5 separate regions of the Mus musculus genome follow, and all the other regions are linked to region 1. A link is a loop called in an ENCODE intact Hi-C map of the cell type or tissue named here. Cell type or tissue: gastrocnemius. All regions are shown on one strand. Region 1 has its middle 6.6 kb from the start of Hsp90aa1. Region 2 holds the start of Gm40577 (a long non-coding RNA gene). Region 3 overlaps Ppp2r5c (protein phosphatase 2, regulatory subunit B', gamma). Region 4 holds the start of n-TIaat6 (a tRNA gene). Region 5 overlaps Gm35558 (a long non-coding RNA gene).

Region 1 (5,000 bases):
TGAGTTCCAGGACAGCCAGGACACAGAGAAACCCTGTCTCCAAAACCAAACCAACCAAACAACAAAGCAGCAGCCCGGTTTCACCTAGCTAGAAGGAAGCTGCTTAGGCAGCCGCAGGCAACGGCATGAAACTGTTTCCGGCTCACGTCCCAATGTGGCTGACCATTATTGGGATATAAGCGGCTGGTGCAGGCACAGTTCAGTAAAACTGGAAGACCCTGGAAAAGAAGGATGAGAGAGACTGGAGTGTATGTGAGTGGGGTCCAAAACTAGGGTGTGGGTGTAAGAGAGAATGGGTAGGAGCTTCCATCCCAACTGTTAGCACTTTGGGCTCTGTCCCAGTTACCTGGCAAGAAACAGGTGTGGCTGATTCACTATGAAGGGGCTGCTGGCCCTTTCTGCTCTCTCTTGCCTGCTTGCTCTCCTCTCTCCATTCCCCTCCCCCCTCTCTCCATGTGCTCATGGCTGGCTTCTACTACTCTACTCTCTCTGACTTTCTCTCAACTCCCCTCCCCCATGCCTTAAATAAACTCTATTCTATACTTTGCCTTCTTGTGTCTGGTCCGTCAGGGGGAAGGGATGCCTTGGCATGGGCCCGCAGAGGCACCCCCTTCCCCAATACCTGACCTCACAGCCACTAAACATAGTCCTTCCCTCTCTTTATAAAGCACAACACTAACCTGTCTCTTTCACTCCCAAACCACCCCCTTGCAGAAGTCCAGTTTGTAATCTGCTAGTGCTAATCTGGAGTCAGGGATGGGACAGGACTCAGGGGAGTCTGAGCCCCACACAAGCACATTGTCTGGCCTGGAGTAGCACCCTTAGCTCTGAGAGGGTGGGACAAACCAGAAAGAGGTGAACATCCCGTGTGAGGAGCTTTGTCAGGGTCTCAGTCCTGTCAGACCAAAGGTCGTGTGTGTGTGTGTGTGTGTGTGTGTGTGTGTGTGTGTGTGAGAGAGAGAGAGAGAGAGAGAGAGAGAGAGAGCAGAGAAGTAGAAGCAGGCCATGAGCACATGGCGAGAGAGGGGGGAGGAGAACGGGGAGGGGCAAGAGGACAGCAGGAGAGAGAGAGAGAGAGAGAGAGAGAGAGAGAGAGAGAGAGAGAGAGAGAGAGAGCTAGAGCTTCCTTCCCTGGAGCACTGTGGTTTTCTTAAACCTGCTGAGTCACCTGACTCCAGGCCTCCCTCTACCACACCTGAGGGCTGCCTCAGATTGTCCTTGGAACACTCTTTCCCCCATGCTCAGGAGCTACTTAGATAGAACTCAAGCTTTCAGGTGCCATGCCAGGCCCTACTTAGCTGGCTTTTGCTGGACTGATTCGTGCCTTTCTCAGCTGCCATTTTAAGGAGTGGGGAACCCTCAGGGCATGCAGGACACTATGCCCTTACTTTCTATCTAGGCTGTCAGCCCCAGGGCCCCTTTAGCCAGCTCCTCTCTCCTGTTCCCTGTCTGGGACCCAGTTCACACAGTCACTGGCTGGGGAGACCCCCCTCCTATATCCAGCCCCATGGCATACATTATCTGCAGGTCTGTCACCAGGCCATGACAGCACTGTCCACAGAGGAGTGCCCAGCTCCCGACAGCTGGGGCAGCTTTCTCAGTCATAAGAAGATCATGGCAACCTTATCAGGAATACAAAGGCTAGATTTGCTCAGCTGGAAAAGACATGTTTAATGCATGTGAGGCACTAGTTTCCAGCACCACACACACACACACACACACACACACACACACACACACACACACGCAAATGCACGTCGAGCAAAGAAACTGATTCAGGGAGGGGAAGGATAGTCTACAAGGGCGATGGCTGCTGCTTGGCTTTCTGGTTTGTTCCAGCCTCTTTCTTCCTCCCGAGTTCCATTTTCTCACCCTTAAGCAGCCTCTACGGCAGGGCGGACCTCTTAACGTCTACTGTTCTTGCGGAGGTGGAACCTGGAAGAATGGAGCCTGAAATGAGGAGGTCTAAAGTCTCAGAGCTTTGGGCAGTTTACATCCGAAGGTTCGGAAGAATCACCGGAGTGAGGGGTTCAATCACAAGGACAGCTACACGTGGCAAAGCCCACATTTCTTTCCCACAGAAACATACAAACAAAAACCAACTGCCTCGTAAATAATCTGAGGTGAACTCACTCTTACCCGCTACACCAGGGAGGGCACACAAGCACCTTCTAAGAACAATTCCCTGGGTTAGAGAAACTGAGGTCATAGGAATTCTTGTTGTTTTGTTTTCTTGGAATTTTCTGCCCCAGCCCTCACATGACTCTGGGTCCTTGTCCCGACCTTGTACTTTGCATAAGGACACTTCAGGGCTATTCCACATTTTACCATCCCTGCCTTTATGTAAATTACAACGGTAGCCCTAGGGCCTGACCTCTCCACCCTGAAAGGTTCCCTTTGAGCCTGGAACCTTTTTTTTTAAAGACACTTTATTGAGCTCAGATCCCTCTATGTGCTTCCTCCAGAGTTCTAAGCTCATCCAGCTAAACTGAAATTACAGATTATTATCTCTTTATCCTTATTGGACCATCTCCAGACCCAGCCCAGGGCAGTCAAAATCATACAGAAAGAATTAGTGTATAGCTAGAGCCCTTCATTCCTAAGGGGCTGCACGGGTGTTTAGCGCCACCTGCTGGTCAGCTGCTGGAGGCCTTCCAATAGGAACAACTGAGCTCCCATGGGAGTTGACTTTCACCGCAGTCTTCACTCAAGAATTCAAGGCAAAGCTTCTGGTACTTCGCGGAGCAAGGATGAGGTGGTGTTCCTGTGTGTAAGACAGCCTGGAATCACCAATAATCTTCCTGACTCAGCCAGGACCACAGACCCCCTGCTGCAAAGTTCCGAGAGCAGCAGGCCTGGGTGCATTCCGTAGTGCAGGCCTATCATCCCAGCAATGCAGGAAGCTGACTCAGACTGAAATGACAAGTTGAAAACCTGCCAGGATGACAAAGAGAGTTCAAGGCAGTGTGTGACTTTCCGACCTCCTACATACTAAGAAGTAATTCGCTCTTGAGCTGTAGTCTTGTGGTGCCAGGGAAATGTTAGTGATCCCCCCAAACACAGACAGGAGCCAATCTGATGCAACTCATAGCAGGGCCTTTACTCAAGCTAGCTCAGGCCACCCAACACACCGCTGTCACACAGGACAGTTTTGGTGGGGGATGGGATGAGATCCCCGAATGCCTATCTAAAGTGTTCAATCACAAGGACAAGCTTACATGTGACAAAACCCACGTTTTCCTGTGGAGAAATACAAACAAAAAACAACAGCCAGTTGTTGTAAATAATTGGAGGTAAACTCACTCCCATCCACTACACCTAGGAGGCAGGGCTCTCTAGGAAGCAGCGAGCAGGGAGCAGGGATGGAGTACGTGTGCATGCATCTGATTGGCAAGCTCCTGTGGTCTTTAACATAACTGGCTGGTGCTGGGAGTCGGATCATAACTTAACTTCTGCTGTCCTCTGCATTGGTGGTCGTTAGGCAGGGGGTGGGCTTGTAACCCAGGGGTGCAGGTTTGTTGAGGAAATAACCTGGAGACACTGGTCTTATTGAGGGTGTAACCTGGAAACGCTGGTCTTGTTGGCGATTAGCCTAGAGACCGGAGCTAGGCTCGGGTCTTGTTGAGGGGTAGCTTGGAAACTAATGCTAGGTACTGGCCTGTTAGTTTACCTGAATTCAAACTTAGGGTCAGGGTCTCCAAAATGGAATGTGAATTTAAAAGATGTGGCATCCCAGTCTTTCGTCTTCTTTTTATTTCCAGTACTTGTTTGTGAGGTGTTGGGTCGGATGGACCTGAGGATGCCAGTCAAGTCCTCCCTCCGCCACTGAGCTGCATTCCTGGGCCCCATTCTTTTTACTGTTGAGGCAGGCTTTTGCTTAGATGCCCAACTTGTCTGGAACTTTCCATAACCAAGACAGGTCATGAAACTTTAATTTTCCTGCCCCAAAAGCCCGAGTAGAGTAATTTGGGAGATTTAAGTTGTAGTTTAAAACAAAACAAAACAAAACAAAACAAAACAAAACAAAACAGGTCTCTTCTTTTCCTGAGAATCACAGGGTCTTGACAATGACCTCGTTTTGCCTGCCCACCTGGGCAATTCTGTGCGCAGTAGCTGTGAATTCGTGTGTAGACACCAGCAAGCTCAACACATTAGTGACAGAAGTACCAGACATCTGCACTGTATCCTGAAGACCTGGGCTGGCATCCCAACTGCCATACCTTGTTTCCTCCGGGTCCCCTCCGATAGCAAAGCTATCTGCTTCTGCGACATATCCCGGACTCCATTTCACGATGAGGAACAAGTGTGGTCTTTGAACCAAGCCACTGAAACAGGATGGGTTTTCTCAGAAGGAACTCAGCTCACTAGGTCAGGCAGTGCAGCCTGTGGAAGGGAAGGAATTCCAACAAGGCACTCATGGGCAGTGGCTGGCTGTGGGTCACACAATGGGGAAAGGGATGGCAAGGACAGAGGCTGAGAGCTGTTTGAGGGCTCAAGAGAGACTGAGTGAGGCGTGAGTGACCAGCTGTGGAAGTGACGGGAGGGAGTGTAGTGACGGGAGGGAGGGGAACCTTCCCTGTCCTAAGGGGTTTCCTGATGCTGGAACTGAGGGCAGGCCTCACTCACTTCTCAGCCTGAGTAGTTCTAATGTTGTAGGACACATGTTGCCTTGCTTCTGTTATAGGGATACTCATTTCACAATATGTTGGAGTTCAGTGCCGGTAGTGAGGCAGTGGAGGAGACAGGCAGCCTGGAGAATGGAGTCTCTCTCCCACCAGCTTGGTGGACGGCTGCTGAGCTATCCACCTTTCCTGTGGTGTCAGTATTTTTGATCCTTAGGGTGTACCAAAACCCTGTTGTGTTAACTCATGTGGGGCAAACAATTTTGGACTCAGCCCCCTCCCCCATACCCCCTCCCCCACACCTCTGTAACAGGTCCCAGACCTTAGCACAACCGACTCCATGATGGAAGTATCATTCAGGCTGTAAAACTCAGCACA
Region 2 (5,000 bases), 280 kb before region 1:
ACCACTGCCAGCTCTTGTCCTCATTTTCTTTTTAATTTTTATCTTTTCGTTTTTTCTTTTTAGTTTTTTGTTTTGTGTTTTGTTTTGTTTTGTTTTGTTTTGTTTTTGAGACAGGGTTTCTCTGTGTAGCCCTGGCTATCCCAGAACTCATTATGTAGACCAGGCTGGCCTCAAACACACACATGTCCACCTACCTCTGCCTTCTAAGTGCTGGGGTTGAAGATACCTGCCATCTCCACACCAGCACCACTGGGCTTTTTTCTTTTTCTTTTTACTTTTACTTTTATTAAGCTCTGCCACATGTGTGCAATGCCCATAGAGGCCAGAAGAGGGAGTCAGGCCCCTCTAGAACTAGAATTACAGGCGGCTGTGAGCCAAGGTGTGGGTGCCAAAAAGCCAACTTGGGTCCTCTGCAGGGGCAGCTAGAGCTCTTAACCGCTGAGCCAGCTCTCCAGCCCTCCTAATATTCTAATGAAGAAAATTTCAGAACCAAGTGCCTTCACCTGACAACTCTTCCACATATGGGGGAAATGTCGACACCAATGTTTCCCAACTCATCCAGGAAAGTAGAAAGAGAAGAAACGTTTTCCAGGTCTTAATACAATGCCAGCAGACCCTGGAGAAAGATTAACACATTAATGTTTTAATATCTGAAGCCATCGTTTCTACTAATAGAAACATAAAGATATTAAGATATATATATAATTTGGGGTGAAACAAAGTTTTAACGAAATATCCAGCAATAAATGCCAAGATGCAAAGAGTAACCAACCATCACAGGGGAATCCATGTAACCATTCGTCACAGGAGAGTCCACGTTCGCTACCTTCACGGGAGAATACACGCCCACCAGTCAAGTTTCCCCCCAAAATGCAGAAAGCACTCAGTGCTGTATGAAACACTGTAACTCGACTCTTGGGGTATGTTTTTTCTTTTTTTCTCCTTTCTGTGTGCATATGTATACACACTCATATGTAGATTTGTGTGTGCACGTGTGTAGAAGTACACACGCATACATGAATGCTCGCGGAGGTCAGCGGTCAACACTGGGTTCCTTCCTCAATCATCCGCCAACTTATTTTTTGAGACAGGGTCTCCCACCACACTTGGAGCTCACTAATTTGGCTAGGCTGGCTGGCCGGTGAGCCCTAGAGCATGCGCTGTCTCGCTCAGCTTGGCTGGCTGGTGAGCCCCTGAGCATGCGCTGTCTCGCTCAGCTTTCTTGTGGGTGCTGAGGATCTGAACTTGCACAACAAACACTTCACCAACTGAGCCATCTCCCCGGGCCTCAGTCAGCACTTGTCGTGATTAATTTAATGTACGGACGATACGCAGCCACAAAGTACCAGCTATTTGATCAAACGTCCATCTGTGTCTGAGGTCACTTCTGCATTTTGATAACAACGGAAGCCCGGCCCCAGCAATACACCCTGTTCTCCATGATGTCAATGGGCTTCATCTAAGGAGCTGAAGGCTTGGAACAAAGCCATCAAATCCAACTGTGAGAGGTCTCAGTCAGGAAAGCCACTTGCCGCAAAGGAGTTAGAACTGCTTATAGACTGACCAAAGTCCTTCCAACTTCCTAACAATTCCAATTCCTGACACCGCGATGACATGCCCGCCACACCCTACAACCCCAGACCACCATGAAAATACAGTCCACAAGCCAGAAAAAAAAAAAAAAAATCCCAGTCCATTCCCCGCCCCCTCCTTTTTTGTAGCTAAAATTCCTCCTCAGAGAAGGCATTAGCAAAGTCCACCTCTCCTCCTCCGAAGGTCGCAGGAACACGCCAAGGCATAGTTCTGCCAAAGTGAGTGGGAATCAATGCATTCCTTGGGCTTCTGTACAGAGGGTAAGGCGAGGGATTACAAACACTAGCCACACCTAAAAAGCCTCACCCAGCAAGGACGAGGGCCATCCCTGCAGCCACACAAACAGTCCCGGGGCTGGTCCTTCCCGCCTCTATGTACTTTAGCCCCTCCCCAAGGCCTCGAGCAGAATTGCCACGGGGTAGGGAACAGGTGGATACTTCAGGCAGAATCTAGAGCCCTACCCCACCCACTAGGAGGAGGGGCATAAATGGTCAACAAGCCCCGCCCGCGTAACCTTTTGCAGGGAAGAAAGGCTGAATGCTCAAGGTGACATTAGGCGTAGACATTTATTTCTGGCAAGTGCTACGTCCCTGACCCAGGGTCACACACACACACCTGTTGACTGTACTGTGTTTCCTGTTAAAATAGGAGGAGCCCAGTTCAGAGCCCCAGCACCGGGTTGCAGGCAGGGCAGGCAGCTGAGGTGAAGCAGAGACAGGAGATCCCAGGACCTTGCTGGCCAGCCATTCTAGCCAAAGGGCCAGTTGAAAGTTCAGTGAGAGACTGTTTCAAAAGGTAAGGTGGAGAAAGATAGAGGAAGACATCCAACATTGATCTCTGGTGTCCCCGTGGTCACAAGCCAGTGAACACACCCACATGCACACATCTGTGTGCACGCCTGACAATACACACACGTGCGCGCGCGCGCATCCATGATGCACACACAATGAAAAACCTAGCATGCAGCCCCAATCACTAACCAGAGAAAGGAAACTGAACGAGATTGTCCTCAAAGCTTTGTTCATCAGCCTAAAGGGTACCAGGGACAGAAGGCTGTTCCCAAGTGTCCTTGGCAGGGTGGGAGTAGAGTGGCCTATGCTGGCACGTTCTGTCCACCTTCCAGGAATAGGCTGCCTGCTGCCTGCAGAAAGGCCAGAGGCTGACATGCGGCAGAGGAAGAGGGATGCAGGCCTAATAATAACTTGAGAAAAACCACCCAGCTGAGAACTCCTAGATGCAATGATAAGCTTTGAACACCAGATGGCGCTCAAGGATCATAGTTGCCCTTTTTTTTTTTTTTTTTTTTTTTTTGAGACAGGGTTTCTCTGTGTAGCTCTGGCTGTCCTGGAACTCACTCTGTAGACCAGGCTGGCCTCGAACTCAGAAATCCACCTGCCTCTGCCTCCCAAGTGCTGGGATTAAAGGCGTGTGCCACCACGCCCGGCCATAGTTGCTTTTAATATCTTGGGCCACAGAAACCACTCATCACTGAGTACATAAGCTTGTTGGCTGTGATTAGCTCCATCCTTGCAACTACCCATGAGGTATTTGGTGTTTCTATTTTACAGATGAAAACTGAAGTTTGAGATCATGCAGTGACCCTTAGCAGAAGGCTCATCACCACGATGGTCACCCTGGGAACCCCAAGCCATTGTGTAAACATTCCAGAGGAAATCTTCCAAGGATGCTCTATCCACCTGTGAGCTGCTGAAAGTGTGTGCCCTAGGGTGAGCCCAAAAAGGGTCCAGCAGTGGGCGCGCGGGGGCAGGGGGGGTGACAGTGGCTGCAGCGCATGCCTTTAATCCCAGCACTTAGACAATCGCAGAAGGATCTCTGAGTTCGAAGCCAACCTGTTCTACAAAGTGAGTTCCAGCACAGCCAGGCCCACACAGAGAAATCCTGTCTCCAAAACAAAAACAAACAAACAACAAACAAAGGGTCTGGCAAATGTGCAGGCTTTTGGCCAGACAACTGAGGCTCTGAGCCAGATCTGAAGTTTCTACAGGACCACATACTGGGATGGGGCAGTATGACACCAGAAAGAGCCCTCCTGCCTGGCTACCAGTTTTAGCTGGGGTTTTACTGCTGTGAACAGACACCATGACCAAGGAAAGTCTTATAAAGGACAACATTTAATTGGAGCTGGCTTACAGGTTCAGAGGTTCAGTCCCTTATCATCAAGGCAGGAACATGGCAGCATCCAGGCAGGCATGGTACAGGCAGAGCTGAGAGTTCTACATCTCCATCTGAAAGCTGCTAGTGGAAAGCTGCTTCCAAGCAGCTAGGATGAGGATCTGAAAGCCCACACCCACAGTGACACACCTACCCCCAACAAAGCCACACCCACTCCAACAAGGCCACACCCTCCAATAACACCACTCCCTGGGCCGAACAAATACAAACCACTACACTATCTAAACCCCATTACACGTGGTCCTGCACATAGGCCTGGGGACTCTGTGCAGAATTCAGGGCCACATCCATCCCTCAGCTCTGCAAAGCCCAACACTCATGGTGCTCCTTCCTGGTAGATACTTTGGGGACAGGGGGACAAATGGAGGAGAAGGTTGGAAAGAAGGGGTGTCACAGACAGACTGCAACAGGGCACAGGGCTGTTTGGGGGACCTGTGAGAAGGTTCCAAGAAGCTGGCATGACGAGAGGGAGGCTTGCTGAGTAGGACAAGGGTGTGTCACAAGAGGCCACCACGCGAGCTTCGGAACAGAGGGTTACCCTGCAGCTACAGAACCCTGTGCTCCAGAGAGCTCAGAGCTCCCGAGGTGTAGGGTAGAGCCCACGTGTAGTTATATAGCTACACCAGGAACCTGGAGGTATACTGCTTGAGAGAATGCCAGGAAGTCAATCCTTATAGCTGTGCTGGGAGACCAATATCAGTCTGCTCTGGAGAGGAGACTGGGCTTGAAAGTTCAGCTCACACGCCACTGCACACAGCCAGTCTCCCTCCCGGGACCAGATCTTTGCACACTTATACTTAGGCCCCATCCTTTGGCAAACCTTCTCCTCCACCTAGAAGGATCACGGCTGATTTCACCCAGTTATTTACCTACTTGTTTTTTGGGTTTTTTTAAAGATGTATTTATTACTATAAACAGGTACACTGGAGCTCTCTTCAGACGCACCAGAAGAGGGCATCAGATCTCATTATGGGTGGTTGCTAGCCACCATGTGGTTGCTGGGATTTGAACTCAGGACCTTTGGAAGAGCAGTCAGTGCTCTTACCTGCTGAGCCATCTCAACAGCCCTACTTACCTTCTTGTAAAAGTAACTTTTATCCCCCTGTACAATTGTCATCTCTGAGGCTCACCACCTCAGTCTGCTAACTGAGACCTGGTCACGAAAGCGTCTAGTCACCGTATAATCTAATCCAGGCCTAGAATGTTTTCAGCCT
Region 3 (5,000 bases), 250 kb before region 1:
TCCAGAGGTCCTGAGTTCAATTCCCTGCAACCACATGGTGGCTCACAACCATCTGTAATGGGATCCCATGCTCTCTTCTGGTGTGTCCAGGGACAGCTACAGTGTACTCACATAAGTAGATAGATAGATAGATAGATAGATAGTTTTTTTTGAGGAAAAGGGGGGCATTGCTTTAGGTTTTTTGGACATCTTTAGCTGCTTGGCTCTACAGTCAGTCCATTTTGGTAGCACATGTATCGCTCACACAAATCTTCCCGGCGTGAGACTGAAGTGAACTCATGAAATCCCATCCAAGTTGCTGTGAAGACAGTTTGGCTTCCTGGAGCACCAGCTCAGGCTCATCTATCTGAAATTTAAGATTTATTTTTTAACAATTTATATTTGTTTATGTGCGTGAGTGTTTGTGTGTACTGTGTGTGCCTAGTGCCCACAGAGACCAGAAGAGGGTGGCCCAAACTGGAGTTCCAGGTGGTTGTGAGCTGCCGTGTGGGTGCTAGGACTAAAACCAAGGTCCTCTACAAGCATGGCAGGTGCTCTTAACTCAGAGCCGTCTGTCCAGTTCAGGGAAGGCTTTCCTTCCTTAAGCCATATTTCTTTTGTCTAATATAAACGTGGGAAATAATTTGCCATCACATATCCACGGCACAGTGCTTTGGGCCTGTGGCTCGCTTGCCTTACTAGATGAGTCCTTTGGGGCCAGCTATTTAACAAGATCCGTGCTTCTTTGCAATCTCCATGTGTTAGTTGGGCCCTACAGTGGAGAAATACAGTGGTCAGTGGATTTAAAAAGTGCTTAGAAGGTTGGGAATTTTGCCCAGCCGTGGAACGTGTACCTAGGGAGTGCAGTGCAAAGGCCTTGTGGTCAGTCCTCCGCACTTGATAAATAGTGCCAGAAAAGGGAGAGCTTCAGGTCAGCCTGCTTACTGTTCTATTATTGTAAGTTATAAATAACCTTTAATTATTATTTGTTTTATGATTTTTTTAATCCCGAAAGGAATTTCAGGGCAGAGCTTTCATTCAATATTATTGATTTTAAGTAAGTGACGTCATACTAGCTCAGATGATACGGCAGTTAGGACTTTTCTTTTTGTTTATATCTGAGTCAGGGTCTTATTACCATGTAGCCCAGGCTAGCCTCAGACCTTAGCTACTCAAATGTTGAGATTGTAGGCATGTGCCCACACCTGGGACAGGACTTCCTCTGCTGTTTTGGGAAAGTTCTAAGCATTAGAAAATTCTTAGTTGGCAAAAGAATAACTGTTTCACAGACCTTGCTAGAGAAGATCAGTGGTAAATGTATCTATCTATTCAGTCTGGTTCTATTTAAAGCATTTCAGAGTGGGCTTTCCACTGAAGTGTGTTTCTCCTTCCTAATTACGTTCATTTGAACACTGCGTCTTGGAAGAAGATATTTTTGCTGTATTTTTCAAGGCAGTGCACTTCATGGTGATAAACAGATAGATGATAGGTGGGTGGATGGATGGATTGATGGGTTTCTGGCCTGGGCATCTTTGGCCCTTTTGGCCCCTGTGAGCATGGTGCTGAGGATTGTGGGGATAAGAAGGTTAATGCAGTCCTGACCTGCTTAGAACGTAAGCATTGACTGAGGTGTGCTGTATGCTCCCGTTGCCTCTGGACAGTCTGTGTGCTTGGGAGTTTCTTGCCAGTTCCCCTTAGTCGGTGTTGAATGGAGGGCCTAGGTAGGGCCCATCTCCTAGAAAGAGCCAGATGCTGCTTTGGGTCAGGGCGCCAACGCTTTTAGCGCCTAAGCGGACAGGACCAGGTCTGTGGGACAGGCAGGGAAAGAGATGGGAGAGGTAACCTAAACATGGAGGCACAGGTAGCTGCAGGGGGAGCACAGGCTTGTGGACAGCCACAGGACAGAGCAGAAGTTTCCCTGCCCTTGTAAAGGACATCCCTGGTCATCATGGTCATCAGCTAACTGCCCAGCCACTGGCATGGCTCACAGGATGTCTTCTTGAGGCACAAGACAACTGCCCTGAAAGCTTCAGTGATGGGAAGAGCCTGCCGTGTTTCCCAGATGGTGGGTGTACCCTGGTCCCGGCTGAGCAGCACTGTCTCTGCTCCTCTACTTTCCCCTGGCTGGGAGCAGTACTTAGTAGTTTTGCTGCTTCCCAGGCCGCAGCATCCGTGTTTCTCCACCTGGGGGAGTCAGAGAACAAGCCTAGAATTTAAACTCCAGGGAGAGGCTAAAAGCCTTCACTGAGGGTGCACAGAGCTGCCCTTTATCTTTGTGTGTGTGTGGTTTTCTTGTTGAGAAATGTGACATTGATAGATGAGTTCCCCACACTGTACAGCCTACAGGCGTTGGTGTGGCCACAAATGTTAGCTTTGTCCAGGGAGGAGCTCAGAAGTTGGCCACATCAAGTGATTTCATTTCAACCTAAAGTCATGAGAATTAAAGTCAAGTTCCTTGGGTTAGCCGCATTTCAAGTGCGCAGTAGCCCCGTGTGGCTCAGACCTACCAGATGTGGAGTGTATATAGTGTCTGAGAGAGTCCCGTGAGGGAGAGCTGACAAGTAGCCAGACAGTATTTTACACAACCATTTCTAACATGAGCGAACGGATTGTAGTTTAGCCCCACTAGCTCTCTTTAACAATACAAATTATCAAAGTTCAGATTAAAAATTTAAACAAAAAGAAGAAACAAATAGGCAAGAGAATAGCTAAACTTAGAGAAAAGAAGACACAAGAGAGAGTATCTTGGTAAGGTGTGAAGGCACTATGTTTACCTCTTGGTCCATGACAGGCCTCCCCAAGTTCTACACGTGAGGAGACTCCATTTTCTTAGGTGAGGGAACCTTGAGAAACCCAAGAGAAGGCACATGGTGTCATAGTCGCTCTTGCAGACAGTGTCTTGTATGTCTACATTTTTATAGGTGAAAACATCCATGGTTAAAATACAGTATGAAGGCTGGGGTGTTGTCAGTGTGAAGCATGTGAGTGCCTACTGTGCATTAGACCCTGGGTCTAACTATTTTATTAAATAGTACGGGAATCTATTCTCACTGCACACACAGCCTGCTTTCAGTGTTCAGGGACAGTCTTGCCAAGGATTTGACATTCAGATGGAACTCTCTCTTCCCAAAGGGGTGATAGGCAGGTGTTGGGGTGTTTGGAGCCGGCGAATGAGGGCAGATAACTGGTGGGTGAGTGGGTTTGCAGAGTAGGAGAAGGTGGCTATTCATAGCATGGTACCCCACCTCTGTGGGTCCCTGGAGCCAAGTCACATCCCCTCCTCTGAGCTTCCCCTTTGAAGATTCATCTGTGGAGAACTCTGCCCAGAGACGCCTATGGCACATGACCCCCAGTATTCTTGCTACCAAAGGTCACAGCTCTGTGAGTCCTTTCCTACCACTGGGAAACAGGCTGGCAGGTTTGCTCAAATCCATGGTCAATGATCAGAAAACCCTCCTTCCTCTCTGTTTCTACCTCTCAGCAGGAAGTGTTGCCCTAGAAAAATGAGCTTTCTGTGAAGGGCTAGATATAACTGTCCTAGGCCTTTTGGGCCTAAAATATTTGTATGGTTTGTCCCAGCTGCTGACTGTGCTATTGTAGGAGAGAGCAGCCTTAGACAATGGCCAGCAAACAGGTACCACCTTCTCACAGAACTGCCTCTCATGGAGTAGGTGGAAGCAGGGCAGTGTGGCCCAGGGATTTGGCTTTCTGGCCCTGGTCCAGGGTGCATCCATGCAGCTGGCCACTCAGAGAAAGTGGTGAGGTGGTTGGTTATCAACAGGCTTGGACCCCCATCTGAAACCAGCCCTGGTTAGCTCACGGCAAGGAGCATCCTTTGTGTTTGCCTCCGTTCACCATCGTGAACCCCTTGTGATCCCAGTGGCTTGGCCCTGCTCTCTGGCACAGTAGGCATCTCACATGTCCTCGTGAATTCTCAGAGCTGCAGAGTTTGAATGAAGGAAACATGCTGTTTGTTCCGTGTAGTAATCCCTTATATGGTAAGACGCTTAGGAGTGAGGCTCTGTCACCAAGCCAGTTGCTTATTTTGCTGGTTGAATGAATAATTCTGAAGCACCGAGACTAACAAGCACCCATGTCTCTGTTGCCCAGAATTCTCTCACTCCATGTTCAGGAGGAGGATGCCTGCTGTACAGGAGGTGTGGGGAACAGAAGAGACATTTGGACTTTGGAGGAGGCATCGCCTGTTAGAAAGTCCTCACCCTTTCTTGATATCTATTGCTTCTCTGGGGTAGCCTCTGCCACCATGCCCAGTAACTGTTGGGAAGACTTGGAGAGTGGCCCATACCCACTGTGGTAATAACACAAGTCAGCAGGGGCCTGCCTGGGTGGCTTGTCGCCCCAGCTCCTCATGGCACCTGGTAGATAGTTCTACTTTCCCTCCTCTCAAGAGCTTCCCCTGGAAGGACCCAGAGTCCGAGTGCTCGGGCCCTGAGAAGGTCAGAAAGGTCGCTGCCCTGTGCCTCAGGATACCTTAGATCGCCCTGCAGCTGCCTGAGGTTCCCCAGGGATGCGAGTGATGAGGCCGGAGTCTGCACTCGGAACTCTCAAGAGGAAAGTCATCTATCTTGCTTTGAGTTTGATGAGCAACACTGTGTTTGCGATTAGTACCTCAAACGCAAGAGCACCGACTGCTCTCCCAGAGGTCCTGAGTTCAATTCCCAGCAACCACATGGTGGCTCACAACCATCTGTAATGGGGTCTGATGCCCTCTTCTAGTGTGTCTGAAGAGAGCAATAGTGTACTCATATACATAAAACAAATAAATCTTTTAAAAACAAGAAGGAGGCTAAGGGAAACCCTGGGGTCTCTTAGGCGGATGAGCAATTAGACCAAAGCACACCTGCCGTGGTCTCCAATCCAGGACAGCGGCCAGAGAGAAGAATCAGGGTGGGATTGCTGGGTCACCTGATGGTTATTCAGTTCACCTACTGAGGAATTCTAGCTCTTCCCCAACTCGAAACACACACACACACCACACACACACACACACACACACACAC
Region 4 (5,000 bases), 140 kb after region 1:
CACCTGTCACCTCTGTATCATTCTTATCTGTCTAGGGGCAAGCCTGATTTTAAGCATTGAGGATTCAGGACAAACTTTACCCTTTGACCCAGTTAAACAGGCAGATGGGAGAAGTGTTTTTGCTGACTTGGGCAATAGAAACCATATATCCTGTTGTTGGAGTCCCAAGATGATAAAGAGCTTTGTCAGGGGCACCTCCTGGTGGATCACTGAACCCAGACACCAGCCCATGGCTTCTGACTCCCTGTGTTTCTGTGCCCAGAAGAAGTTGGGCGCAAAGGGTTTCAACGTGTACATATTTTATGGAGGGTGTGTTTCAAACTGGCCCCTGGAACAACTGATGTGTTTTAGCAAATTAGAAGTAACATCTGGGGCTGGCGAGATGACTCAGTGGTTAAGAGCACCAACTGATCTTCCAAAGGTCCTGAGTTCAAACCCCAGCAACCACATGGTGGCTCACAACCATCCATAACGAAATCTGATGCCCTCTTCTGGAGTATCTGAGGACAGCTACAGTGTACTTACTGTAATATAATAAGTAAATAAATACATAATAAATAAACAAATAAATAAATAGAAAAATAGAAGTAACATCTGAAAAGCCCTTCTGTTTGTCTATTTTTCTTTCTTTTTTTTTTTTTGTCTAACAGTTTTCATATGCACACATTGGGAGTGAAACATTTAAATTATTTTCATTTCCCTATTTGTTTTCTGTTTCTCCATCTCACCCCAAGCCCAGAATTCACAAGCAGGACTTCGGTTTCTCTATGGAAAATGTTCTGCCTTCCTGTGACTGTGTGTTCCAGAGCTCTATGTCAAAATTTAAAAATGTGAAGAGGAAGATAAAAGCTAGAACTCAGTGACTGAGCTCGATCACCAGCCGCTGCAGAGGGGAGAGGAAGGACAAGCTTAGAGTCATGGAGCCTTAGTGAAGAAGGCCAGGAGAATCAACTCAGGCGTCTGGAAAAAGCAAGAGACACAGAGAAAAGGGGGTTGTCACACATTCCTGCTATTAGTCCCAGCACTGTGGCTTGGGGCTATGGGTGGAGGCAGGCCGATCTCTGCGAGTTCAAGGCCAGCCTGGGTTACATAGTTCCAGCTACATAGACTTTGGAAAATGCTTTTATCCTTTGCCACTCCAGCTTTCCTGTCAGGTGACTCTTTCCACCAGATCTTTTGATACAGAAGCAGGGGGACACCACCACTGCCCCTGCTGCAAACTGTCTTTCTTAAATCGTAGGCTATGTGATAACTTTGGGATAGACTCACATTCTGTGAGTCTATCCCAAATGTGATATCTTTGGGATATGTGAGTCTATCCCAATGTGATAACTTTGGGATAGACTCACAGAAGCACAGGGGGCATGACATTGAATATTTCACTGGCCATAAAAGAGGAGTGTGGCCTTCCAATTGCTTCTAATTCTCTTCTAGAATTCCCCAGTTATTGGTGTGGTGGGGGCAGAGGCAAAAATGGGGTCACACACGAAAGGAGATCTCATCACTTCCCAGGAGTCACCATGGATGATGGACGTCCAAAGTGAGGGAGACAAACCCCTGGGGCTGCCGGGAGAGGGATCCAGCACAGGATGGGGAAGGCTGGGAAGATGAGCTGGGCAGCAGGCATAGAGAACAGCCAACCCAGACTGTAGCAAGAAGCCCTTGAAGGCATCTCCGGCTAAGAGCCAACAAACAGACAAAAACAGCACAGCTGCTCTCTGGTCTCGTGCATTTGACCGTCCAAAAAAAGGAACTCAACGAAATCCACTCAGGCCAACGACTCTCATGTAGAAAGCTAAACAACAGAACACAGGGCAACACAAAAAGTTCTACTAGAAGGAAACATACGGCTGGGGGTGCGCTGATTTGGTAGTTTAGCTTGTATGAAGCCCAGGGTTCGATTCCCCAGCACGGCATAAAATTCAGCCTTGCCAGTGAATGCCTATACTCCTAACCTCAGGGAGATGGAAACAAGAGGAGCGGTTCATTGCCATGCTCAGCTATGAGGATAGCCTGGACTAAATGATACTATAGCTCAAAAACGCGAACAAATGAAAAATCAGAAAGTGGGCTATTTAAAATGCTGTGTATAAAGACACATCCACTCCCTTAAGAAAACTTAATTTTCTGTACTCTTAGCCGCCTGGTTTCTGAGTTCCGTGGGTCTCGGGTGCCCCCTAGCGTTCCCTCTTAGTCATTGTGCCTGGCCGCGTCCTGGCGTCGGGTAGCCGGGTGAGCCTGGGCACTAAGCGGGTTCTGACCCATCCCTTGGGAAAGTGGGCTCGAACTCGCAGCGTTTGCTGAGGTCGGCTTGGCTGCGGCCCTTTGGAGTGCACGACGTGGTGGTGGGAGAGGATTCACCGCATAAATACCCGGGGTGTTTAAACAGATTGCACGCAGGGACGTAGGGAAACCTGCCTTCCGTGACAGTAGGAGTCTTGCTGAAAGGGAGGGTAAAAACCAGGTGACCTCGAACTCGACTGCTCCACCTTGAACTCTTGATCCCCCTGTCTCCACTTCCCAAATGCTGGGGTTACAGGTGGGCAAGCGCCACTTCACCCAGCTATTTACTGGCTTGAAGAGTCCGGGTCTCTCTGGAAATGCTTCCAGCCTCCTGCCTCTGCTCCACACCTTTTTGAGTGAGGTTTTAGGGGAATCTGCAAAGCGGTGTTACTCTGGCCACCAGGTTGCCAGATACAAAGTAGTATTTTCATGTAAGTCCGTGATATTGTCCGAACTTAAACCAAGATGCAGAGGTGGTGGCTCTTTTGTTTGTTTTGTTTTTGAGAAAAACTTCAGTCTTGTTCACTCCATGCGTTACTGTACTTAGCAACGATTTATAAAGACATTTTTGAGCCTGGCGTGGTGGCGCGTGCCTGTAATCTTAGTATTCGGAAGGCCGAGGCGGGAGAGCTGCCTCGATTTGAAAGAAAGCTAGAAGTGAATTCCAGGCCGTGTCAGGAGGAAGCTGAAAAATCCAGAACAGGGAAATCGCGGCCATCGGCTGTCCGAAACTCCCCGAGGTGCTTCGTACGCACGGGCACTGGGGAAACGAGGAGGAGGCTGTAGAACATGCTAAACTTTTGGCCAAGAAAATGAAGGAAGCCAAAGAAAAACTCCAGGAACAGACCGCCAAGTGGCGTGCGCTGTTCTCGCTGAGAGTTTCTACTTCTGAGTCCAGTCAAAAATAGTCTTTAAGAATGACAAATAAATAATCAGACCTTGCGGGGGCGGACTAGCACGGGGTTCAGGTCCGCAGGAAGGCAGCTAAGGTCCTAGCAGCTGCTGGTGACTCGATGCTGTTAAGTTCGCGGTCGTTCTTCGCTTTCTGTCTGGATTTCCGTATTCTAAGTTTGATTCAGCTATGACAACAGCGTTAGTTCCCTAGTTTTCTCGCTGCAAATATTCTCGGAGCTCTGACCGGCAACGGATATGTTTCCCCTATGGGGTCTGGGTTCTTTGTAGGACCCCACCCCCGCGTCAGTTTCTTCATCTGCTCAAGGAGTAGCACACTGAGCAAGGGCTCGGGTGGGGCGGAGAGCGCTTGGGAGAGAGGCGGGTGCTTGGAACCCTGGGGAGAAGGGGAGGAGCCAGACAGCCTGGAGCACAGGCTCCTACAAGGACAGACCTTGTAGACTGTCTGAGAGCAGACCTTAGCCGTCTGGCCGGTTAGCTCAGTTGGTTAGAGCGTGGTGCTAATAACGCCAAGGTCGCGGGTTCGATCCCCGTACGGGCCAGGGGAGTTTGTTTTTAGAAGAAGTTTTGCAATTTGTAAGCACTACCATTCTAAATTCTAGAAAGTTGACTTCAGCCTCTTCCTAGCCTAACCCTCCAGCCAGTACAGAGCCGAAGTTCCTGCTGTCCCTTGTCGCCGACCCCACCAGCCACTTGAATAGGACATCTTAGATTACTCTTTTAAATCCTGCTCTGGTCATCCGGGACATTTTCCGAGACTGTAAATGGCCTCGGGTGGTCCTCAGAGTTCACTACAGTTCTTAATGCTGAAAATGCAGGTCGGGACAAAGCGTTCCGCAGATATTTACGGCGGGCAGACTGCACGCGCTGGGCGGCCCCCGCACCACTGACCGCCGGTCTAGAAGACTTCGCTTGTTTCTGCCTGCTTCCTGTCAAAGATTTTCGACTCCACACTTCATCCTCTTAGTTCTGCGTTTGGAGGCAGAGGGCAGTGAACACACTTTCTCACGGAATTTCCTAGTCTCTGGCTGATCATGGGTGTTTACAAAAACAAACAAACAAACAAACAAACAAACCAAAACCCCAACTTTCTAGGCTCCTCGCCTTTTTAGCTCCTTTGTGGGCGCAGGGTGCTGCGTTTTGGTTTTCGTAGCCCAGACTCCGGATTATTTTTCTGCCTCCACCGCTGACAGCTGAGATTACAGAATGGGCCACCGCACCTGCCGGCTCTATCCTTTTCTCCACTGTGGTTGGACTCTGGATTAGGGAACTGCAGCTCAAGTGCGCAGAGCTTAAGGTCTTGATAAGTGCTTGCGTTGTAGTGAGACCTATGGATTTCATGCTAGTGGGTGGGACTGTTGCTATTACATACAAAATTAAAATAAAATAAGTGGACAGCCGGCCCCCAGAATAGGGGCCTGCAGGTGTCATGTCTTGGATGCGAGTTCCTGGTACTTGGTTAGCCAGGGACACAGTAGGGCATGGAGCTGGGCACTGAGACTAGATCTCAAGCTGGCTTTCCTTTTTCTCCCTGCTGTAACTGTGGCTTTCCACCATGAGGTGGGCTGGTTTACCTCAGCTGTTGTGAACTTAGCCATCTGCACAGGGCCTTGGGTTGGGCTCCTCCAGGTCGTACAACTAAGCATCGACTCCATCAGTGCAAGGAGATGGTCATCTGTTTCTGTTTGTTTTTCATTTTCAGAGCTAGCCCGGTAGTGATGGGTGAGCCCCCTACCTCTAAGCTGGGCCCTGGCCCTTTGGACTGTGGTTTTTGGCATGACTTTTCTGTATCAGTGAACATGGAA
Region 5 (5,000 bases), 100 kb before region 1:
AGCCGCGATGGGACACTGAGGACGTGACACTAGGCTCCACATAAAAGCCTCAAAAGGATACTGATGCATTCGTACTGGCCTCCAGAGAAATAGACAGACTAGAAATGTTTTAGAATAATCTATTTTACGTGCATTAGTGTTTTGCTTACATATATATGAAGGTGTCAGATCTCTAGAACTAGAGCCACAGACAGCAGTGAGCTGCCGTGTAGGTGCTGAGAACCGAGCCTGGGTCTTCTGGAAAGGCAGCTAGCATCACCAGTCGCCTAACCATCTCTCCTGCCCCACATACTAGCACTTTAAGCTTGGAATGTATAACTTGGAAATGCACGATGAATGTGTAGGTGCTTGTAATGGCCCCCTAGCCCTGTGGCGGTGGGATCTGACTGGGCTTCAACCTGCGGTTCCTCTGAGGTCTTTCATCTGAACGGACAGGCAAGTCTCATGAGAAAAAATTAGTAAGCACAGAGTTATATCTTCAGCCCTAAAGTAAGACGTCTTAAGTCACAGTGAGGTGGAGGGAAGGCAGGTGAAGCAGGCACCTGTCTGAGGAAAAAGCTGGTCTTTGCCGCACCACCCTATGTACCTACCACACAGGTGAGGTACACCCGAAACTCCTGTTTATGAAACGCTCTGGTCTTGGGGTCTGCATGGCCCTTATGTGAGACCTGTTCAGTCCTGTGAAGACACCAAGGAAGCACCCCTGTTAACACAGAGAACGAAAGCTTGCACTACATGGTGCCAAGGCAGGCAGTTATAAGACCACCTCATCCTGACCAAGGGAAATGCCGGGTCACCCCTTCATCCAAGACCATGGCAACTGTATCATCCAGCCACATAACGTACCTGAAGAGGAGGGAGTGCCCTCCATGACTGGAGAGATTTTATTATAAAGGACTTTCTCCTCACCGTCAGCCTTGAAGAATGAGCCACTTCCCAATTCAGATATGGGACTTTTTACTGATGGGAGCCAAAGTTTACAACGGGGAATATCCTTCTCAGCAGCAGCCTCAAAGGTGAAAGATTTGGAGAAAGGAGGCTCCTTACCTCAGTGGGAAAAGAAATTAAAAACAGACCAAACTCTCTAGGGGGAGGGACTGTAGCAATGGTGCTCTTCTCTCAACAATCAACAGAGCTAGAACCTTATTATACCAGCATACATTTCCTTTCTACCTTGGGTTTGTGTAAGCAAGAGTTCTTCCTGCAGGTGGTTCTCGTAAGTGGGATCCTTGCAGGCTTCTGAGGACAGTATTTGCATTGATGATTATTGATGGATGACTAGTAAACAGCAGCATTGCACTACATCAATCAGTCATCTAAAGAGAATTTGAGGTTTCCACAGTAAACCTTAGCTGCTCATGTATCTTACATTTGGGGTCACTGGGAAGTTTTGGAAAGCAGAGTTTTCATATTCATCTTTTATTTAATTTTCCTTTTCTGTGAAATGGAGAGCATCAGCCATTCCCATATTATATTTGAAAGAAAGCATTTAACAAAACCTTCGGGATATTTATTTGCCTTTAACACTAACTATGTAAAATTGATGTGTTCTCTGAGGTGTAGGAGGTAATTGTGTTAAGTGCCTCAGAGAGCATGCAGCTTGACAATACAAATGAAAATGGTTGCTGGGATAGTAGACTAACACTTTCAATAAAAACATGACATACTTAAGAAAATAACCAACAGAGCAAGTGAACAGACAATCAATGAGGGTCGGGGATAAGTCCAGGGTTACAGTCCTGAGCACTTGCTAAGAATGCACAATACGCTGAGTTCACTTTGAAACACAATAAGCAGAGGAGGAGGAGGAGGAGGAGGAGGAGGAGGAGGGTGAACAAGGAGGAGAAGAAAGATATAGAAGAATTAAAAAAAAAAAACTCCCAATCAACCTGGAATTTTCTAGAACACTTACTCAACCTCTGTAGCACACCCCAATACCCCTCTGATGTTGGGAGCCAGCAGGTACCGCTGCACTGTACATCAGGCTGCAGAGTCACTGGTTCAAGACCAAAGAGAGCTGAACACCAAGCCTTGGGCCACAGCCTCTTTAAGAGGAGGGAAGGAAAGGGTCCGCAGAGCCTGGCTGAGGACGACTGTGCCAAGTATCTCAGCGTGTCAAGCAAGAGAAGGCCAAAACCCAGCCACTGGCTTTGTCCAGGCGCAGAGGGTTGGTGATATTGACCACTCTTGCTGGGAACATAAGGGCTGGGTAGGTGTCTTGGGGTTTCCATTGCTGTGAAGAGACACCATGACCATGCCTCCTCCTGGAGGCAACCAGGAGGAGACTGGCTACTGCAAGCAGCCAATAGGTTCTCTTCCACATGGAGCTTGGGCATAGGACCTCAAAGCCCATCCCCATAGGGACACACTTCCTCCAATATGACCACACCTATTCCAACATTGCCACACCCCCTAATATTGTCCCTCCCTGGGCCAAGTATATCCAGACCACTACAGGAGAGCTGGAAGTGTTCAGGACAGGGCTAATTGTGTTTATTCCCAAGGAGTTTGCTGGAAAGAGCAGCAGAAATGTGGTGCTTGCAGAGATGTGACATAGTCTGTCTGTCTGTCTGTCTGTCTCTCTCTCTCTCTCGCCTTGCTTTGTTTTGACTTGATTGTTTCTCAGACAGTCTTACTATGTAGCCCAGGCTGTCCTAGGATTTGCCATGTTCCTGCCTCTGCCTGTCTAGTGCTGCAACTGTATAGATTCCCACCCCCAACCCTTTTAAAGAAGTAGGCTGGATGAAAGAGACAGAATCAGAAAAGCAGAAGATGAGAGGGGGCTGGGCACCCAGGAAGCAGGAAACTTAGCTGGGGGCACAGTTTTGGTAAGAGACGTGGTTGGTTCTACTAGAGGGAAAAGGGAAGGAGCTAGGCAGTACCAGGCGCATCTAGGGCTTAGGTAAATTTTCTGCCCAGAAAGTCTTCATAAATCTTCCCTGTGGGTGGTGGAATATGGGCCGAACCACAGGCTGGCATTTGCTAGCTGACCGGGTGGCACCACACAGATGGATGGGGAGGTGGGGAGTAGAAAGAAGGCCCCCTGAAAGTGAGGAAATTCGTGACCACCAGAGGGCGCAAATGGACTTTTCCTGTTCTGATGGTGCAAGGCTTCCCTGGTCTTCAACTCCAAAACCCGGATCCAGTTCAGTCCTTATGAGGCCCATTTAATGCCGAAGCAAGACAGAAAGGGGATAAGAGTCTGGAACAAGCTTCATCAAAAGTGCCCTGCAGTGAGGTGAAATGCCAGCTAGATCCTCCAGCTGTGCCTAGTAGCGCAAATGATGTCGTCTGTCTGAAAGTATGGCAAAGAAATTCCAAATCTTTACCTGTATGTGCCCTGCCGCTCGCCTTCCTCCCATTCCTGGACTGGAAGCATACATTAAGTATACATTAAGAAAGTGTTGGGTGTTCTCCAGGCCTAAGAGCAATGTCAGATGTGGGGTTGATTATGAGTGAATGCCCCAACATGAACCAGGTATGGTAGGACACGCCACAATTCTAGGGCTGGAATTACAGGCCAAGATAGGATGATTGCTCAAGTTTGAAGTCAGCATGTACTACATACATGCTGAGTACCAGGCCAATCAGGGCTACATGACAAGACCTTGAAAAACAAAAGTCCAATATGGAATTCAGAGAAGGGGTATTTGGAAACACAGCCTGGAGGTGCTGGTTTGACAGTGGTCCCACTGAGAGATTGTGTGCTCTCTAGGGCTTGAGAGAGGGGGCAGAATACAGAGAATGAGCCTGACACGGTATCTCAACAGCACGTCATATGGTATTTTAAAGAGATGTTGGGAATGCGCAAGACCTCTACACAGTGTATCACAAATTTATGACAAAGTTGTATGTACTCTAGCCGCCACCAGCATCCCTCATCAGGAAAGAAATGCTCTTCCCAGCTCCTCTCAACACTTGAAAGCAGATGCTTTCACAGACAGGAGACTAGAAAGGCCGGGTCCCCACCCAAGATTGGCTGCGTCCTATGCCACGAAGCAGAAGGGCATCTTCAGCCAAGCTCAGCTTCCTCGTTAGCCCTGTCTCAGCCTGGCCAGCCTCTAGGATGGTGCCCTTAGAAATCTCAGCAGCCTGTGTGCAGCAGGTCTGTTCTTACTATATTAAAAAACAAAAACAGAATGTTTATTGAAAAAGCACACAGGTTTGATCCACTTGTAAATCCTTGTAAACAAATCATTTCTGTCTTCTTTGGAATGATAATAATCCAAAGTCTGAGCCTGCTATCTGTCCCCTGGCGTGGAGCCAGGTTGCAGATGAGTGAGTCCTCGGATAACTGAATGACTGCATTTCCCAGGTGCTGACTCACAGTGCAGCCAGTGTGCAATCAGCCCCACACCCACTAAGTCCCTGCAGGTTTCAGAATCTCCGGTCTTTTGTCCTTGTTCCTATCTCTGCAGGATAGGCAGAGGGAAACACTAACACAGCACCTAGTGTCAGGTGGACATTCAGTATTGATCACTGCCAGTACGCCAGCAATTCCACAGTAGCAATTCACCACAGTAGCTTTGGGTCTGTCCTCTCACCTCTGCAAGATTATTTATGACACATTACACCAGGGTGGGCTGATGGAGGGAGAATGGGGATATTTATCTGTTTTCTCTCTCTCTGTCTCTCTGTCTCTCTCTCTGTCTGGCTTCTAGAAGAATCTTCGGGCCTCCATCAGCAGCCTCTGGGACCTGGCACAGGACAATTGTGCAAGGAATAAGCATATTGTAGGGCTTCCCGTATTCCAAAGATGATTTGGGAGAATCAAGTCATACCACCATCATCCCACCAATCAGGACTCAGCTTTCTAACTCGGCATTATTATATTTTTAAAGATCATTTTGGCTTAGTTCCCTCTACCCAATTGAACAGGCAAGTTATGACCTGAACTTTCAAAGGCCAGTTACTAACCCTAAGAAAGTAAGCAAAGAGATTCTGCCCTTCTTGTCCTCCGTGTATGGGAGGAGGGGTGATGGGTCAGATGCAGGGAAACT

Evidence for each region. Peaks named below come from ENCODE experiments on the same cell type or tissue, not always from the same donor. Only the 100,000 strongest peaks of a DNase experiment are listed, where the experiment ranks them.
Region 2: it touches region 1 in a loop (4-fold over the local background); 13 of 42 quality-filtered maps call a loop at or near these places.
Region 3: it touches region 1 in a loop (2.8-fold over the local background); 9 of 42 quality-filtered maps call a loop at or near these places.
Region 4: a loop joins it to region 1, with 4 times the contacts of the local background. A loop is called at or near these places in 18 of 42 quality-filtered maps.
Region 5: it touches region 1 in a loop (3-fold over the local background); 17 of 42 quality-filtered maps call a loop at or near these places.

The regions. Positions count from the first base shown.
Region 1 is chr12:110,700,484-110,705,483 of GRCm38, forward strand. No RefSeq gene overlaps it. Among named protein-coding and RNA genes, the nearest start is that of Hsp90aa1, 6.6 kb to the left of the region's middle. In gastrocnemius, no CTCF peak of the experiment used is centred here; a DNase peak (open chromatin) is centred at 2,631; H3K4me3 peaks cover 256 bases; H3K27ac peaks cover 197 bases.
Region 2 is chr12:110,416,107-110,421,106 of GRCm38, forward strand. It overlaps Gm40577 (a long non-coding RNA gene), which reads right to left and starts at 1,958. Exons shown (of 3, transcript XR_873021.2): 1 at 1,900-1,958; 2 at 504-616. In gastrocnemius, CTCF peaks have their summits at 322 (motif pointing right), 2,815 (motif pointing right) and 3,015; DNase peaks (open chromatin) are centred at 369 and 2,793.
Region 3 is chr12:110,452,211-110,457,210 of GRCm38, forward strand. The region is part of intron 2 of Ppp2r5c (protein phosphatase 2, regulatory subunit B', gamma); the gene reads left to right. Among named protein-coding and RNA genes, the nearest start is that of Ppp2r5c, 7.5 kb to the left of the region's middle. In gastrocnemius, no CTCF peak of the experiment used is centred here; a DNase peak (open chromatin) is centred at 2,163; H3K27ac peaks cover 328 bases.
Region 4 is chr12:110,841,675-110,846,674 of GRCm38, forward strand. It overlaps 4921507G05Rik (RIKEN cDNA 4921507G05 gene), which reads left to right. Exons shown (of 2, transcript NR_152102.1): 2 at 735-2,130. n-TIaat6 (a tRNA gene) reads left to right here and starts at 3,664; the gene lies at 3,664-3,737. In gastrocnemius, no CTCF peak of the experiment used is centred here; DNase peaks (open chromatin) are centred at 1,922, 2,208, 3,086, 3,602 and 1 more place; H3K4me3 peaks cover 2,967 bases; H3K27ac peaks cover 2,789 bases.
Region 5 is chr12:110,595,668-110,600,667 of GRCm38, forward strand. It overlaps Gm35558 (a long non-coding RNA gene), which reads right to left. Exons shown (of 2, transcript XR_381950.4): 2 at 941-4,697. Among named protein-coding and RNA genes, the nearest start is that of Dync1h1, 3.2 kb to the right of the region's middle. In gastrocnemius, a CTCF peak has its summit at 3,062 (motif pointing right); a DNase peak (open chromatin) is centred at 3,066.